Regions from separate parts of the Homo sapiens genome. Here region 1 is linked to region 2. A link is a loop called in an ENCODE intact Hi-C map of the cell type or tissue named here. Cell type or tissue: K562. All regions are shown on one strand. Links, peaks and the distances in the headings refer to the core of each region. The heading gives the core; the rest is flanking DNA.

The links. A loop is a pair of places that touch in the nucleus more often than their neighbours do. Peaks named below come from ENCODE experiments on the same cell type or tissue, not always from the same donor. Only the 100,000 strongest peaks of a DNase experiment are listed, where the experiment ranks them.
Region 1: it touches region 2 in a loop (2.0-fold over the local background); 1 of 110 quality-filtered maps calls a loop at or near these places.

The regions. Positions count from the first base shown.
Region 1 is chr2:144,149,782-144,155,174 of GRCh38, forward strand. All of the region lies in intron 4 of QTMAN (queuosine-tRNA mannosyltransferase), which reads right to left. Among named protein-coding and RNA genes, the nearest start is that of QTMAN, 180 kb to the right of the region's middle. In K562, for the core only: a CTCF peak has its summit at 3,189; DNase peaks (open chromatin) are centred at 1,790 and 3,220.
Region 2 is chr2:144,227,524-144,232,916 of GRCh38, forward strand. All of the region lies in intron 2 of QTMAN (queuosine-tRNA mannosyltransferase), which reads right to left. Among named protein-coding and RNA genes, the nearest start is that of QTMAN, 100 kb to the right of the region's middle. In K562, for the core only: no CTCF peak of the experiment used is centred there; a DNase peak (open chromatin) is centred at 3,430.

The DNA of each region.
Region 1 (5,393 bases), core at 206-5,205, 78 kb before region 2:
AATGAAATTCGAGATTAAAGATTTTATTATTTTCTGCTCAATTTAAATAAATCAGTTGTTTGCCTTTTACCCTATTTACTTAATATGTAAAAAGAAAAGCTGAAATATACCTAAGGGCAGTAGTAGTGTGACCATTACCATTAAGATGCACACTTTTATATCTTAAATGGTACAGAAGGGAAGTGAAATGAGTAACAGAAGGCAGGCATTCAATATTCCAGCCACTGCCCATACATTTTAGTAATGATTCTTCATGGGCTAGGTCACCTCACTCTTGCCCCATGAAATCTTTTCAGTAGGCCCCTCTCCTCTCCTGAAGCTATTTATGACATAATGAGATAGTGTATACAATTTAACACAGACACCAGTTTGGGCTGTGTTACCACTCATACACAATTTCTTGCATGGCTTCAGGAGGCCTTTGACAAAAGAGTAAATTCTTCTAGCTGTGTCACTTTGCTCAATACCTAAACTCCTGGTCTAGATTCATGTTGCTAAGACTCATTACCTAAGCCTTGGTTCTTTTCTTCCCTCTCATGCATTCCTGTTCCTTGATATCTACTCTCTAGGATCCTGTATTTTCTGTGATGCAGTATTTTCTATGATGATGAAAATGTTCTATATCTGTACTGTCCACATATGACTAGCTACATATGGCTATCGAGCACTTGAAATGTAGCTAGTACTCCTGAGGAACTAACTTTTAAATTTAATTTGATTAAATTTAAATTTAAATCGACTAGCCATATGTGGTTAGTGGCTACTGTATTGGAAAGCACAGTTCTGGATGAACCAGCTTTCCCTAACCTGACACCCATGTTTCCTGAATACAATTACCTGCTTAACTGATTTTCCTGAACAGACCCTTGACCCGCTTGTGATAACCTAATTTCCATGTTCCTCCTGCCTAGATGAATTTCACCTACCCAGCTCTCCAGTTCTGGAATGGCATTATTTTTTCTTTTCCTTCTGAGAATTAGAAAATACACATTCACTATGGAAAATGTTTTAAGCACAAAAAATACAAATAAAGTGAATATCACCCATAACTATTCCAAAGAGAGATAGCTACTATTTGCATTTTGGTGCTCTAAGCATGTGCTGAGCACCTATTATTTGCAAGGCACTATGCTAAATTACAGACATAAAATGGAAAACAAAGTAGCTGAGGCAAGAAGAAGAATGACAGGTTGAGGAACTGAACGAAGACCAAGGAGGTTGGAGCCAATGGGAGAGTGGCCAAAAATAAGGGTGAAGATTCAAAGGTAAGACATGAAAATAATCTTGGTTTTGTGGTAAGAACAATAGGAAGAGCTGGAAGGATTTTAAGCAGGGAAGTGACAAAATCTTATATGTACATTAGGTATATTTTATTTTATTCTTTCCACTTTGTAACAGAAATACATTATTGCATACTTTCATTTCTTGCTTTTAACACCATGTTGTTTTGCCATGTTAAAAATTATTTCTAAAAGGTATGATTTTTTATTACGCTTCATGATATGGTAAGTCATAATATCTCCAACTAGGGCATGATTTTTATACTCATGTCCATAAAGTTTTGAAATCTTCTCTGTATTAATCTCTTATATTTCTTTTGTTTATGTAATTCATGCATATTTAAATTACTTTTTAATACCAGAAAACTTTACTCTGACTACCATATGGAAAGCAGACTGCAAGGAGTCATGAGTGGAAGAAGACAGCAAGAAGAAAAAAAATGACACTGTCTTGGGCTAAGATGCTAATATTGTGAGAGTGTTACCAAGTGGCCTGACTGGGTGTACTGATAACTGTCAGGGTTTGCTGATAAAACTGGATATGAGAAGCGAAAGAGAGGACAGCTATTGCTTTCTTCCCTTTATCACTTCCAAAGCACCTTGACAGAGTTTTAATTACAACAGAAACTCAATGATACATACACACATAAATGAAAATTACTCCCAAGCATTTCAAAAGTCTTTGGTTTCAACATATTTTTTAATTCATAAAACTTGTGTAGAGAGATAACTGAGTTCTAATATTCATTAATCATCAATATACAAAATTCATTTTAACACAATTTGCTTTAGTTGTCAGCTACTTAATCTTAATTGGACCATTTCTACTGCATGTTTAAATGCTATGGATATTCAAAAACTTACAAGAACACTGCCTAACAAAATGTTTCCCTTTGCTGAAACAATTAAAAATACAAGATGGAAGTCTTATCTGAAGGAAAAGGAAACACAGTCATTTAATCTCCCAGGTTCTTGTGGTGGTAATTTACAGGCTGTTTATAAATAGAGTAGCCAGTTTCCCAAAAGCTGTCTCATCATGTGGCATCAATCGGACAGTTTTACTTTCTTCCATCATGTAATTTTCCTTTCCTGTGCTTATCACGATGGCCAGGAGAGCACTGTATACAAAAAAGCACTATATACAGAACACCTGTCAAGAAGGTAGGGAATCAAAGACTGTAGGCACAACCTGCCACTGAGCAGTATCTCCAACATAAGGCTGTTTTCTTAACATCTATCCTTGCTGCCATCATCAGCACTCTGAACTGTCTTACGGATGTTTAAGGAAACAAATTCCATAATGCCTATTGAGCTTCTTTAGCTAAAGGTGTCACTTAAATTCAGGTGTCTCTTAAATTATTCCTGCAAACGCTGAGTCTTTTAACTCTTGGTATCTGGCACAGTGCTTAATCCATAAAAGACACTTTGTAATTATGTTTCTAACAAGAAAGGAAGATACAAGAAGAGAGGGTGAGCCTACTATTTTAAAAAATCTATAAATACATTGAAATTTTTATTGCATACATTTAAACATTTTTTCATGTATGTGTTTATTTCTTTTGGGACTGGAGTTCATTATTAAGAGTATTCTTACAAGGTCCAAGGTAATATGAACCAGAACATTTGTAGATATATCTGTTTTTAGACATTCTATCAATAAGTCAACAAATCAGAACACTGTAAAATCTTTTGACTTGGCAATTTAAGAAGTATAAGATATCACCCCGTTCTAAAAGAACTGACAATATAATTGGTGAAATAAGCCGTAAATACAGGAAACATTAAATAACAATAAAAAAGATAAGTAACTGCTCTCTCCTGCACAAGAAATGTCACAAAGCAGTGTGAGATTGATTACGAATGAAGGCAGAGGCACTAAGTGCTATGGCCACTCAGTGGAAGAAAAGAGAACTAAGAGCAGTGAAAAACCAGGAAGTCTCAGAATTATCAGGGGTGGCAGAAGAGGCCCAGGTCCTGAGTTCTCGGGACTAAAAGGATCAGTGCTATTTGAATTAGTCAGAGAGGGCTAGCAGTTAGCGTTTGGAAAAAAATGAATAATCAGATAAAACTGAAACGGTGGCCCTCCTCAGACCCAGAAGTATCCAGATGCAGGATAAGAAGTTTGTACTTTATCTTTCAGCAATTTGGTGACTCACTGCATGTTCATTATTATACTAACAATCTTTTATTTTTTCTTATTCTTAATTAACTCAGTTTTTAATGCTTATTGGCCAAGAAAAAGATGGTTGTAAAGTGAGAAGATAAAGAAATAAATAAAGTACCACTATAAATCACTATTATTCTCAAAATAAGGAAGATTACTCTAAATATAACCAAATACAGAAGATATAAAACCAGTTCCTTTAGGCTGGGCACGGTGGCTCATGCCTGTAATCCCAGCACTCTGGGAGGCTGAGGCGGGCGGATCACGAGGTCAGGAGATCGAGACCATCTTGGCTAACACTAAAAATACGAAAAAATTTGCCAGGCATGGTGGCAGGTGCCTGTAGTCCCAGTTACTTGGGAGGCTGAGGCAGGAGAATGGCGTGAACCCAGGAGGCACAGCTTGCAGTGAGCCGAGATCGCACCACTGCACTCCAGCCTGGGCGACAGAGAGAGACTCCGTCTCAAAGAAAACAAAAACAAAAACAAAAACAAAACAGTTCATTTAAATCCATGGCTTTCCATGATCACTTTTTGATAATGGAATCCTTTAATCACCATAATATTGTAATGTTGATGGTAATATTTTAAAGGAAGATAGAAAACCACGTATCGTGCAAGGTTCTCTACACACATCACTACCACCACCCCTAAGAGATACGACTTATTATCCTCATTTTACTGGTTAAGAAATTAAAGCACAAGAGGTTTGGTTAAATGCTGAGACAACAGCAGTTACTAAGAGGTAAAGATGAGTTTCAAATTCAAGTTGATCTGGGCCTAAAGCCTCTACTTTTTCACTTACTCCACACTGATTTTGAATCATCTTAAGATTAGTATGTGACTCAGTGTTTTTGTGTTAATTGTACTTATTAGAATCTGTGTTGGAAATATAAAAGAATATAAGTGGTACAAAGAAGAACTATACAAAAGTGAATAGTTTTATTTCAACCCTTTATCCATCACATATTTACTGAGTGGCCAGACTGCTCTGGCTATACAAATTGTGGAGAGGTAATGACCATCAGTAAAGGCTTTCCTAAGGAGATGCACTCTAGGAAGCATCCTAAATAACATGCAGGAGCGAGCCTCCTGGAATAACAAGGAGGAGGTCAGGGCACTGGAATAGAGAGAGTGGCTAACATTAAGGGTGATGAAAGAAATGTCCGGCTTGGTTATTAAAAGTAAGAGGCTAAAGGTTTCTAGCTTACATAATCAGATAGTGATGGTGTAATACTCCTTAACACAAGAGGAAAAAAATCCTGGTTTGGAGGAGAAATAAAGAGACATGTTTTGCAAATACTGAATATAAGTAGAGTGCCCAGTAGGTAACTGAAGATTACAGATAATAGGGTAATGAGAGGAAATACACTGGAGAGTTGATTTAAATAAAGAACTTGCCTGATCACCAAATATGTTTGTTAAAAATGTGGGATCTAGTCTGTTATATAATTTTACATAACTATTCTATGTGGTTCTCCAATATTTAATATATTATCCCGTTTCTTCACACTGAAGTATATATTCCTTGATAAGATAAATTAGATCTGCTGTTCTTTTCTTTAGTATCCTAGAGTTTTCCTAACTTGGCAGCTATCACTCTGGATTTTAAAGTTCCATTAGGACAGGTCCTACATCTGTCTTATTCCCCATCCTAGCCACGTGCTTAACAAATATTTTCAAATAAGTGAATGAATAAATGGAGTGAATGGATCATTCATTCCCTCAACGACTGTGAGAAAATAAAACTGGTTAACTTTCCATTTATACAGAAGTGTTCAATACAATATTCACTCCTACCATTAAAACAAGCTGGGAAGCATCCATGCCCATGGGTGCTTACATTCCCCATGCCCCATGGATGTGAACACCCAACACGATTCTATGATGTGTTATTTGATGTCATTTTTTATTGAGCTCATTAGTTTTTCCTGGGGTCCCTAATAGTAT
Region 2 (5,393 bases), core at 313-5,312:
TCTTAATATCCATTCATTCATTCAAGAAGGGATTATTGAGGTTCAACATGTAGGCACTGTGCTAAGCGTAAAGACACCAAGATGACCCAATTACAGTTCCTGTCCTCAGACATGGAAACATAACAATACCAACACATATGCACTAACTGTTCAAAAGACAACCAATAGCAAGTTACTATATAAACCAAGTATCCAGAGAGTTTCAAAAGTCCAAACAACTAACTGTACATAGGAATTAAGGAAGTACAGCAGATAACTTTAGAATGGCTCATTCAACACTCATTCTAATTCCCATTCTCCTTGCCTTCCTCCAAAAGAGGCTACAAAGCTAAAACACTCATTATCTCACTCTAGGGGCTAGAAAGCGAAAACATTTGTTACCTCATTCTAGAGGTGGTTATATGGGACATACTTTTGACCAATGAGAATTAGACAGAAGTCCCTGTGAGTAAACATCCCTTTCTAAAGAAAAAGAGAAAGTATCCATGGGAAGGAAGTTTCTGAGCTCTCCCTTTGTTCTTCCTGCTTGAAAGTGAAATAAGAGGCAAAAGTAACATGCTAAGGATGGTGGGGAAGCAAGACATTACCTGGATCCCTGATAGTATCAGTTACCTGTGAACTAACTGCCTTCTGATTCTTATGAGACAAATAAAACACTAACTCATTTAAATTAATGTCAGTAAGATTTTCTACTACTTGGAGCCAGAGGCATTTTTACCGTTAAAACAGAGATACTTGAGTTAGACTCTTTATGGTTCCTCCTTTCTTAAGCTATAATCCAGTCCTTACTAGCTAGAAAAAAAAGAATTTTGAATGTACACTTTTACAATTTTCTGTAATCTGAATTACTTCTATAAACATGGTCAAATTCCTCCATATAAATCCATTTGTTGCATAGTTATTACAAGATTTTTATTTTAAGTGGAACCTTCAATCCCTCAAATCTATTAAAATAACATTTTTCTATAGTATGGTATATAACATTCATATATATAATACACACATATAAGTAAATAGCTGAAGGTTAGGAAGAAAGGAGAAAAGAAGGAGAATGGGGGGAGAGAAAACGGGAGGGATCTAATTTGTGTGAAAGTGTAAACTATGCTTTTCAATTTTGTGGGCACCTTAGAAAGTGGCTTAAGAATAAATGAAAGGCCAGGCGCAGTGGCTCATGCCTGCAATCCCAGCACTTTGGGAGGCTGAGGCAGGCGGATCACCTGAGGTCAGGAGTTCGAGATGAGCCTGATCAACATGGAGAAACCCTGTCTCTACTAAAAATACAAAATTAGCCGGGCGTGATGGCATGTGCCTGTAATCCCAGCTACTCATGAGGCTGAGTCAAGAGAATTGCTTGAACCCGGGAGGCGGAGGTTGTGGTGAGCCAAGATCGCGCCACTGCACTCCAGCTTTGGTGACAAAGCAAGACTCCATCCAAAAAAAAAAGAATAAATGAGAGATTACAAAACAACAGTATTTTTTAAATAGGGAAGACTCCACACATACACTTGAAATCAATGGTTCTGTTTTAGAAAACTTTTTGAATTTGAAAAGTGTATATCCCAACAAATACTTTGTGTCTAATTTACCACTAGCATTATTGTATTATTTAATATTCCATCTATCTCTAGTCATCTCCCTAAGGTAATAATAACACAATAATCATTCTCTATGTATGTTTCTCTCAGACAAATTTTAAATGTGTACTATTCTTGGGATAATTCCTATTGTATAGTGCTGAAAAGATTCATTAATTTCAATCACCATCAACTCCGTACACTACATATACTTGTTCTGCCTTTTTTGTTGAAATATATTTCACTGTGGCAATTCAAAGGAAAATTACACATTCCAAAAACATTTGAGTTCCTCTCAGTTACCCTTTCAGTGGTTCAGGGTAATGATAGAGTAAAGAACCATGTTCTTCACAGGCTTTCCTTTTTATCCCCCAGTTTGGTAGGATTTCAACTTCAAATCTCTTATGCCAAAAAGCAGTGGGTAATGTCTAATGCTCTTCTCAAACAGTGGCTTACTTTGGAGGGAAGGAGAGTGAGAGTCAGGAGCAATCACTCATTCCTGCTTCTAAAGGATCTTAGCATATAGGATAAGCAATCTCTTACTCTATTTTCCTAAAATAGAATTATAGAAACATATTAAGTTAGGCGTGGGGGGAAGAAAGGAAAACAAATAAGAATTAGAAACCTTTCAACTCTGGGTATAGGTAATTCCTCACAGAATGAAATTACTGAGTTATCTAGCCTAAATTGTCACGAAGGTAAGTCAAAAAATCCACATATTCATAAAACCTGTAGTTTATATATTCCTTACCATCAGTCACAGGTAGAGGCTTCCTCTGTAAAACAGAACAATGCTACATTCTTTTTCCTGAAACCCTAAGAATGGGATAAATAAGCATAATAACTATAGTCACATAACATAAATGCTTTCATTTTAAAAGCAGTATTCAAAGACAATCTATGAAAATCCATGTGATATAAAAAAAATTCAGAGAATGACAAATCTCCCTTGTTTATAATATCATCTCAACTTCAATTTCATTTTCAGTTATCTCCTTTCAAAAATATATATCTGGGGTCCCTATATGATATGAAGTCCGTTTTCTCAGGCTCACTTTTATTTGGTTATCTTTTTAGGCGCACTAAAGATTGAGTTTACAATAAACTGAACAGACAGCGTACAAAAGGCTTTTAGAACTATACCATATGGTCCAGGGAAGGGAACAATCTGGACGATCCCCACTTCAATCTGCAGGCTTGTCCACCTCTATAACACATTATACCACTGTAATAAAATATTAAGATGAAAATGTAAAAGCTAAAATAGTCTATCTTTAGCATTACCAGGCAACCACACTTCCAAAAATTTACTGATAAACTTAATAAACATTTACTTTAATTTACATTCTGAGATTTTGGTATGCAACACCAGGCATACAAACCTAGGCCACCATTCAATAGAAACAATATTTCAGCAGGGCTATGTGTGGGTATTCAACTTATGCTTCAGAAATTTAGAAGGAAAAAAAAACACTTTTACAGGGGCATATTGGCAGAGGCTGATGTAACAGATGACACATTCTTGGAAATCAAATAAAAGCAATAGGGAAATACCCATTGTTGCCTGGTGAAGGCCTAATCACATGGACACAGCTGGAACCAATGTAGATCATTCATTAATAAAATTGTATTGTAGTAGCCACTTTTTGATGCATTTCAATTGCTGCTTTAGCCAAATCCCTGAATTTCTTTGTTCAATGTTAGTAAGATTGTTTTAATGGGAAATATGAGAAGATTTAGGACAGGGAAAAAAAACCTGTTCTCATGCTAAAAATGAAGCTAACTCAAAAAGCTAAATGTCACTTTACCTTGCAATCTACTTACACTATCAGCAGCTTAAAATATGCAGTGTAAACCTAAAAAAGAGGAACTCATATGGTACTATAGATAAAAAGTGAGCAGTGTGAGATGCCATAGAAAACATATGAAATACTTGTAAAAGTATTCTACAGAATAATATGTCAGAGGGTGGGAGAAATTAAAACGTATCAAAAATTAAGAGGAAAAATCAAACAACTGAATTAACATGTACTCTTTCATGCAATACTATCTATTGAATTTTGACACTAAAGTATGTACCATATGGTTAAGGGAAGATTACTCATTTTGACCACATAAACTTAAAAATCACTATTTGTTATTACATTACCAATATTTGATATCAAACAAGACATTCAAATCATCTCCCCAAGAGTCATGTTTGAAACCTATATTGACATTCAAATGAAATGAAGTACTAGTTATAATTATAAACTTGATACTTAATATAGTAAAATCCTAGTTAAAATAATCAACAGTGTTTATTCAATTTTGCTGTTATCTCTTAATAAATTTTTCTCCATGTTTTTACAAATATAATGATTAAGTTACTATATTATATTCCTAAAAAATATATAATGTCAAACTAAAAAGATAATAGCTTTGCTATGTGTTCTGAATTAAAACTATACAATTTATTGTCTATAAATTCTATTCTACAAAAATGAAAAACTCAACCGTATTTACCAAAAAACTGCTTAAACATTATGGCTCTTAAATATTTCTCCTATGCCTCTGTGTGTAGTTAGAATAAATAAATAGGACAATTCACATTGTCCTAAATCACTAAAAGATATATTCTTACCACAGAAAAAATAAAGGGTTTCACTGCAAATAAAAATTAAACCACTGCAGAAAGTGTATTTAAAGTCACTGAATAGTGGTTAATATGCAATAAACATTATTCACTATACACAGAATGAAAGAGGTGTGTGTGTGTGTGTGTGTGTGTGTGTGTGTGTGTGTGTGTGTGTGTGTTATCTTTACTCGCTAATGTTAACATTATCAGACCTTGGCACAGGGGATTCAAGACAGTCATGAACTTAACTGGATCAAGTGAAAAAAGTTTCGCTGGCATGCCTTCGCAAAACTGTCAGAATTCAGAAGTTTAAAATGTTGACCTAAAGATTTAATTCATATAACTTAACAGGCATCCCACCCAGATTCATTTTAGTAGCTCTGCATAAAAAAAGCCACTTTGCAAGTTTAAAAAGATAGCATTGGGAGCAATGGGGAACTGTAGCATTTATTACATGTGTATTATGCATACAAAGCAATTTGAATATTTGTTTGTTTTGCTAAAGTAGTGAACCAATATGTTGCTGAGCCTGTTCTGAATGAGAGAAAATAACAGGTGAGTTTATTTAATGCATACTGCTGATACACCTCTGTTTTACAAATCCTTTTAATAATTTTAAAGTGTTTTCTAAATTAAAAATAAATCCCCGCAAAAGAAACAACTGTTAGATTGCACAATTTTATCTTAAAGTACCCATAATAGATGTATTTCCCAGTATATATGGCATATAAAAATGTTTCACATTAATAATTCAAACATGAGCCACTGTTTACTTCCTTTTCAGTCACATTTGTTACACTGTTACAAAAATACATGAGTTTTTCTTCTCAAAGTAATTTTCTTATTGCCAAAAATCATTGACAATTTTTAAAATAAAGATCAGTCAAAATAATATCAATCTCCTTCTATAAAAACATATTCTGACTATTAACTGTTCTTATCTTGATTGCAAAACTAATTTTTAAAATAGATCACTCTAAAAAATCTAATTTTAAAAATAGATCACCTGAAAGTAAATCATTTGTTTTGCTTAATACAACAGAAAACATATTTACATTGTGAGGAACATTCTACGAAATTTCATCGAATGCTTGCTCATAGTGAAAATCTAGTCTCCTGCTCAAATCATCTCTTTAAAATTCATTATGCCACATTTTCACACTCCTAATGGTAGGGCACTAACTATAATTTTGCAAGAATTG